Linked DNA regions of Homo sapiens: region 2 is linked to region 1. A link is a loop called in an ENCODE intact Hi-C map of the cell type or tissue named here. Cell type or tissue: heart right ventricle. All regions are shown on one strand.

Region 1 (4,000 bases):
AGCCTTAGCTGTCTCTGTCTCACTACCACTTTAACCTCCTTTATTAACAACACACGTCTGAATCCTGTAGCTTAGAGTCCACTGTGAGAACAGAGCCTTTTCAGCTTCTCCTGGATTGATCAATACACCTTTCACTTAAATTCTCTTTTGACCTTCAAAGGTAACCTTTATTGGTGACTTGTACTCTTGCTTGTGTTAAGGATGTCAAATTGCTAGATTTAATCATTATGTCATTTCTATCTATTTCTGTCTGGCTGAAGACTAATTTCCTAATTCCAAAGTTGAGAAGCAGGTTCTTGTTTCTATCATCAGAATGGGTCCTTAAGTTGGAAACTAGACTCGACAGATACGAGTAAAACAAAAACTAAGTGTTGGTTTTATTCCCACATTTCCCCTGACCCAATTAGAATGAAAGGGAATAGATCTCACCAGTCACAGTTATGGCATGTGCTGATGGTCAAGAGGAAAGCGGGCAACACCTGGCAACCCACCTGTCCCGGAAGTCCTGCCCAACACTGTCACATCAAAAGGACAAAACTTAGTCTTGTGGCCACATCCAGCTGCAATAGCATAACGAAGGTCAGCAGAGGGGAGCATTTTACCTGGAGGGCTAACAGGCAATGGATAGCAAAGTCATCAGTAGGTTTAGCAACACATCTATTCAGACGGTGAAACATTTTTGTCTACTTAGCTTCAAGGTGCATTAAAATCATCCAGAGATCCTTATATTCATATCTATCATCACCCCTAAATGAAAGACAAACCCATGAGCTACCACTGTGTCAAGTTTCTGTATATACGTACGACCAGCTCTCTTCCTCACCAGCTCCCCCTTTACTCTAAACTTCAAGCTTCCACAAAATAGATACCATTTCATTTCCTTTCTGCATCTGAAATACATGAGCTTACTCAAGAAAAGTTTGATCAATGAATAAATGGATGAATATCAGTGACTGAATAATCAAACTGGATGGCTGAATTGAAGGGAAGAAAGGAATGAATAATGTGTTCTAAGCATCAATTTGGTCTGCTGGCTGCTTTTGATTTTTAAATCAGTTTATTTAACTTTTAGTTGTTTCTTGTCTCATATGTTTTATCCATTGGGAAAATAAAAGTTAGTTAAAAGTCTCAATGATTTAGAATTGGTGCGTGAAAGTCAGATGCCTTAGGAAAATGTATAAATCTCCTCTCCAAAGGGCCCAGTGGATGTACATATGAAAGTAGTTTGTCTCTTTATCTTCAAAAATTTTTTACTATGTGTTCACAAGCAGAGGATAGAGAAATGCTTCCAGGCAAGTTAAACAAACAGGGATCTTTATCGCTCAGCTGCCTACCATCTATCTTAAACATTTAGCATGGGACTATAAAAAGATCCCATACCTTGCCTCTTTCATAGATGTACACTGTATCAATAATACCATTGGGTGATTAGTAACAATAACTAATAATTTAGAATTTTAGATTTGTTATCTCACATGTAAAATTACATGTGAGATGCATGTAATTTACATGTACAATATGCTACCTTTTCAGGGAAAATCATGGGCATATCAATAATTTTTTAATGAGATTATGACCCTTCCTTAGGTAATAGAAACTGGGTTAATAGCAAATGGGGTATTGATAATCTCTATTAATAATAGCAACTGGGGTATTGATAATCTTTAGTTTTCTGACATGCGGCACGGGGTAATACTATAGAAAGCAGACATAAATTTCACTTCCTAAGTGTTAAGTGCTTAGCCAACCACTCTAAAAATACTCTATTATAATAATGAGTAAATACAGGAAATAAAATCATATTTTATGTTTAAATGGGAGCCAGGAGATAAGGAACTAGGTTGACTTTGCATCCACTTTGCATTTGAGACTACAGATTCAACATGTGATGGAGGAAGAGTAGCACCTAGTGGTGAAACGCAGCAGCTACACCCACCAGGGAGCTGACTGGAAGTCTTCCAAGTACTTCATCCTCATTTGTTGAAACGTCATTTGTGGCATTTTAAATGCTGCATCTTTGATTCCTGAGATAGGTGTTTTAGTGTGTCTATTAAAGATTTGGAGTCAGCTTTATGTGCTTGAATATTTCCAAAGAAAAATGTATACATGATCAATATATCCAGGAATTTGTGAAAAGATCCTAAACTTTTCAAACATGTCACAGGTAGTACTTGAAGTATGCTTGGTAAAATGTACCGGTTAAAGCAGTATGTTTCTCAGATAGCCTGAGATTTTATTTAACAATTATGTATCTAAGTCTACTAATACATTTGAGCAAAAGAGTGTTGGGTTCATAAATAAGAAGTCAGTATTTCACTTAGATTATTTCAGAAACTTGTAAGTACCTGTAAATAGCTACTCTGAAATTCCCTTTTCTTCAAGTGAGAGATGCCGTAAGTATAACACAGTGTTTTATAAACTTGGACCTGCAGTAAATAAATAAGCACTAAAAACTTTTATAGTGGAAACTAGTTTCAATTATATAGCTAATAGTTTAGTTGATGTTGATAGTGGTAAGAAGGAACAAATTTTTTAAAAACTATGAATAACCTTTAGTGTATATTTCAACTCCTAAATTAAATGTCAATTCAACTAAAATGTTACTCTCTTAGTGGGGGTGTAAATGAGTGTATCGTCTGTCCTTGAGACTTTGATGTAAAAAGACAGAGTTGTGAAATTCAAATTGCACCAATAATCATTTTGTTTTTATTTCCCATGCTCCTTTATCTATTAGCAGACATCCCACATGCACACACACCTAGGCCAGGCCCAGGCCAATCACTGTATCCCACCCCTTGGCTCTTGGGATTATTCCAAGGTTGCTCAACCAAAGTGCAGCTTCCAGCAATGCTATCTTTACCAGAACTGGCAGGGAAGTCCCTTCTTTCCCCTTTGGTGGGCGGCGGTTAGGGGTGATGCTCATTCTCTGCAGCAATAAGTGTGTAATAACAAGGTCCCTAACCTTCTGGTTCCTGTTGCTCTTCCCCAGTGTTCTCCCCATAAGCCTCCTTAAGATAAAATCTACTTTGAGATATGTTTTTGCAGCCTAAAGAGGACTGACTCATGTTGCATTTTTAAAATAAGGCATAGTTCTGATCATGCTATAATATCACCCTGGTCAGAAAATCCTCATTGCTCTCCATTGCTTAAAAAATAATCCCCAAACTCTTTTTGGATGTGTTGTTTGGCTCTAAACTCCTTTTCCAGCCTAATTTCACTCAACCTAGTGAAACTGAATTATTCTTTATTTCTTCAAAACACCCAGTACTTTCCCTTATTCATTCTGCCCTATAAAAATTATTTTCTGCCTCCAGCCATGCCAGTTTCCACCTTCTGAAACTATAGGTACTTTTCAAGATCAACTACAAATAATTCATCTTCCATAAATCCTTCTTCATTATGCCATGAATCAGTTAAGGTTGGGTTCAACTGACTATAAATGAAAACTGAAAATCACAATGGCTTAAAGAAGTGAGAAATTTAATTCTTGCCTATATAAAAGAAGCTTGGGGGCAGGCATTCCTGGACTGTCATGGCAACAACATGAATACGGATGTATTAGTTTTCTATGCTGCATAACAACTTAGTACAAACCTAACAGCTTAAAAAACAGTTTTTTATCTCACAGTTTCCATAGGTCAAGATTCTGCATATGGCTTAGTTAGGTGGTCTCACAAGGCTAAAATCAAGGTGTTTAATGGACTGCATTCTCATCTAGAAACTAGGGAAGAATCTGCTTCCAGGATCTCTCAGGCTGTTGGCAGAATTTATTTCCTTGCAGCTGTAAAATTCGTGTGGTCTTGTTTCTTCAAAGGTAGCAACAGAGAAAAGGAGTCTCTGCTGCTTACAGCCTCTGATTTCAGAGAAGGTGTCAGTGCTCTTTTAAATGGCTCACCTGATTAGCTCAGGCTTACCCAGGATAATTTCTCTTTTGAGGAACTCAAAGTCAACTGCTTAGGAACTTTAATTACAGCTGCAAAATTCCTTCACCTTTGCAAAT
Region 2 (4,000 bases), 690 kb before region 1:
CACTGACATTCTCCTTTACACTAATGATTCCTCTAATACATTGGCTTCCATGTCTTTGACAGTTTCCTCCAAAGATCTTGTCCTCCGTTCTGAGACATCCACTCCCATGATTTAGTCTAGACCTTACCAATCTATAGTGAATACATCTTACGCTTCTAACTTTCTTCAGTGCCCCAACTTTAAGGATTTCTCAAATTCTCCAGGATCTTTCCATAAACTATTGCTCCTGCCCCACTTTTCATTGCCTCCCCACCCTCCTCAAATGTTCACTTCCCAGCTTACTCAGTTTAAGTTCCATGGGCAGTCGTAACAATCATTTTCATATATACTCTCAACTACTTCTTCCTTTCCCTGCATAGTGTATTGGCAAACACAAACCCACACAAAAATATATGGCCTTTACTCTTCACATGAACCTTAGCAGGTGATCATGGTGAGATCACATAGCTAATTTGCAGAGAGAGGTTTTTTTTTTTTTTTTTTGAGATGGAGTCTCGCTTCCATCGTGCAGGCTGGAGTGCAGTGGTGCAATCTCAGCTCACTGCAACCTCCACTTCCAGGGTTCAAGAGATTCTTCTTCCTCAGCCTCCTGAGTAGCTGGGATTATAGGCGTGCACCACGACGCCTGGCTAATTTTTTTGTATTTTAGTAGAGACAAGGTTTTGCCATGTTGGTCAGGCTGGTCTCAAACTCTTGACCACAAGTGATCTGCCCACCTTGGCTTCCCAAAGTGCTGGGATTACAGGTGTGAGCCATTGCTCCCGGCCTGTGTGGACAGATTTTTAAACTCATGATGTCTAACCTCAAATACGCCTCCAGTGTTGCCTAAAAATTCCTCTCCATTTCCCCATGGAAGCCATACTGCCACTCTTATAGATGAATAGTAGTACTTACCTTTTCTCTTTTCTTTAAACTTCACTACATTCTCCTCATTCTTGTTTTCAGCTGATAACTGCTTCTTATTTAACAGAGAAAACACACATGACCAGACAAAAATCTCTACTTTTTATTTCAAACAAATATAGAAAGTTACTTGCATTTGTAAGCAAATACTGAATATTTTTGGTTCTATTCCCACTTCACCCCTCACCCAACTTCCTCACCGAATTCCTATTCCTACTTCTGGATATTGTGAGGTCTCAATCCTAGTATCTCACTGCCTTGGTGATGTCAGCTGTGTCATAAGTTTAAATATTGTCTACATGCCAACCAATCACAAATATTTATTTCCTGTCCAACCTCTCTCCTGGATTCTAGATTTCAAGTGTCCATCAGCTTAATTAACATCTCTGCTTAGATATTCTGGAGATTGTTAAGGTTGTTCATAAATACTCTCCTACCTTTGGTACATGGTACAATTGCATTTCTCAGAACCCTCATACCCATGTTGTTAGCCAGGAAAGTATTTTATGTTATGTACGTGAGAAACCTTAAAGAGCCACAGTGTAATGGCCACATTCCTGTTCCTGTCTTTGCTGTCTATTGGGGAAGCATGTGTCTACAGACAGCCTGCATCAGATTGGCTCTCTGAGTGACTGAAGTGGGTATGGCCTGCTGCCAACCCTGGAGGATTTGAAGCAAGAGTGAGTAATAAATTGTCTTACTAAGCCAATGGTACTTTGGGATTGTTGGTTCTTCATCATAGTTTATCTCAACTGGTAATATTTCTATTATGCATATAAAATTTAATTTATTCTGAACAACCTTTTGCTTTTCCTTTCCAAATCTGATCTGCCTATAATTTTCTCCATACCAGGAAATGGATTCACCAATATTTCAATGTCTGTGGTCAAAACTATCATTACTTTTTCTTATAACTCACATCTACTCCATCAACAGATCTTTTTGGCTCCACTTTGAAAAGGTAGTCAGATTTAAATTACCTACACTGCAGGCTAGTAAGTATACAACTAGTACACTTGTCCAAGCCTGAGTTTTGCAATGGTCTCCTAACTTGCCTTCCTGTTTCTCCATTTAAACTATTATAGTCAATTTTCCACATAGCATCAAGAGGGATTTTTAAAAATACATCAGATTAGGCCACACCTTGCCCCAAACCACTCAGGGTCCACCATTCATAAAGTAATATTTCAAGTCCTTACGTAGCTTACAAGATCTGTATCATCTGACCCACTTATAATGATCTGTTCTCATTTTTACTTATCACTACTCTTTTTCACCACTCACTGCTTCAGCTACTCATTTCTCACTTAAACCCTACTTACTATATCCAGGACATTGTACTTGCCATTTCACTTGTTGACATTTACACATCAATTACCATTAATGTAAGTTAAATCTATATCATTCTGAATCTTGTCATAATAGAGTTAACTTTCTGGATAAATCTGATTACTAAGAGAAACATAGCATTCTATATTATTCAGAGATGTGTGTTGTAATCATTCTGTCTTCTGTTGAATTGTAGTCTTGAGAATATAAGTAATTATGAAAAACTACATTTGTTAGAATGTTTCTTTTTGAAAGAAGTGTTTGTTCAGTTAAAGTTGTAAACCCATGGTTGTGGAGTTAAAATATGTGCACATATTCTTAGCTACGCCTCCTTTCAACAGGTGGAACTTGATTATTTCCCTTTGAGTGTGGGCTGTGCTTACTGACTTATATTTAATGAATAAAATGTGGCAGAAATGGCAGTGTAGTTCTGAAGACTGGATCATAAAAGGCACTATGGTTGGGGCTTTTCTCTCTCTGTCTGTCTGTGTGTCTCTCATTTCTTCTCTCTTTGATCATGTGCTATCAGGGAAGTTAGATACCATGTCATGAGGACCTTTCTTACCATCAAAGATCCACATGGTAAGAAACTGGGGCCTTTGGTCAACATCCAGCAAAGAATTGAGGTTTCCAGCCACAGTGAGTGAGCATTCTTGGGACAGAGAATGAGCATTCTAGGGAAGCAGATTCTCCAGCCCCAGTCAAGCCTTCAGATGACTGCAGTCTTGGCCACCATCTTGACTCTATATTAATGTGAAACTCTACACCAGAAATACTCATCTAATTCCTGGATCCCTGACTCTCAGAAACTGTATGAGACAATAAGTATTTATTATTTTAATCTGCTACATTTTGAAGTAATTCCTGATGCAAAAAAATAAATAATACACAATATCATTTTTGTCATAGAGGTTTGATTATGATTAAATATAACCAGTGTAAAAATTTACCTCTTTACTACCATCTTACTGATCTCATAAAAAGTCAAACAGTAAAAAGATTATATAGATTACCTTACATTTGAGAATATGTATAAAGCATTCTTCTTTGCAAAATTACTTTATCAATAAAATAGACAATTAACAAATTAATTATAAAATGCCTTACAGAGTCTCTTCTATAGGGGTGAAAATATGAGGGAAAGACAGGAAGTGAAAATTAACATTATGCTTGCTGGGTAGGGTAGGTGTCAGCCTCTCTAGAGTAAAAGGCAAAAAAATGAAGAAAAAGCCAAATCATTTGCCTTTAAGCAATTAGTTACTAAGAATTTCTTTGAAAAATACTACTTATAAGTTTATTTCATAGTTCACCTTAGATTACCTGTAATTTCAATTGAATTCAAATCGAGATTTACTGTTTGCCAGGAACTGAGTTAAAGATTCAAAGATAAGCAAGACTTGGACCATTTCCTGGAAGAGTCTAGTAGGGGAATGAGAGCATCAGAAGATAATCAATAAATGTATTCTATACTATATATATATGGCCAACTGGAGGCACCTTTATGATATATGCAGGCTAATTCTGGGCCATTGCAATAGGCCATGCAACTAACAGGATAGAAAGCATATCTAAAAAGCAACTTGCAAGTCGATTCAATGTTCTCCTGTTAACTCATAGGAAGTGATTCTTGTGGTTTCAAGGATATCATGAGGTTGCCCCTTGTGCCTTAAATATCAGTAATAATTTTCCCTTTCAACTCTTGGCGTTCCATTCTTCATCCACAAAAACAGCTGAAGATGTGGTAGCAGAGAACAACAAATCATCCTGT

The links. Peaks named below come from ENCODE experiments on the same cell type or tissue, not always from the same donor. Only the 100,000 strongest peaks of a DNase experiment are listed, where the experiment ranks them.
Region 2: it touches region 1 in a loop (2.7-fold over the local background); 2 of 110 quality-filtered maps call a loop at or near these places.

The regions. Positions count from the first base shown.
Region 1 is chr13:76,901,838-76,905,837 of GRCh38, forward strand. No RefSeq gene overlaps it. Among named protein-coding and RNA genes, the nearest start is that of KCTD12, 17 kb to the left of the region's middle. In heart right ventricle, a CTCF peak has its summit at 1,914 (motif pointing left); a DNase peak (open chromatin) is centred at 1,934.
Region 2 is chr13:76,208,929-76,212,928 of GRCh38, forward strand. No RefSeq gene overlaps it. Among named protein-coding and RNA genes, the nearest start is that of LINC00561, 280 kb to the left of the region's middle. In heart right ventricle, no CTCF peak of the experiment used is centred here; a DNase peak (open chromatin) is centred at 1,544.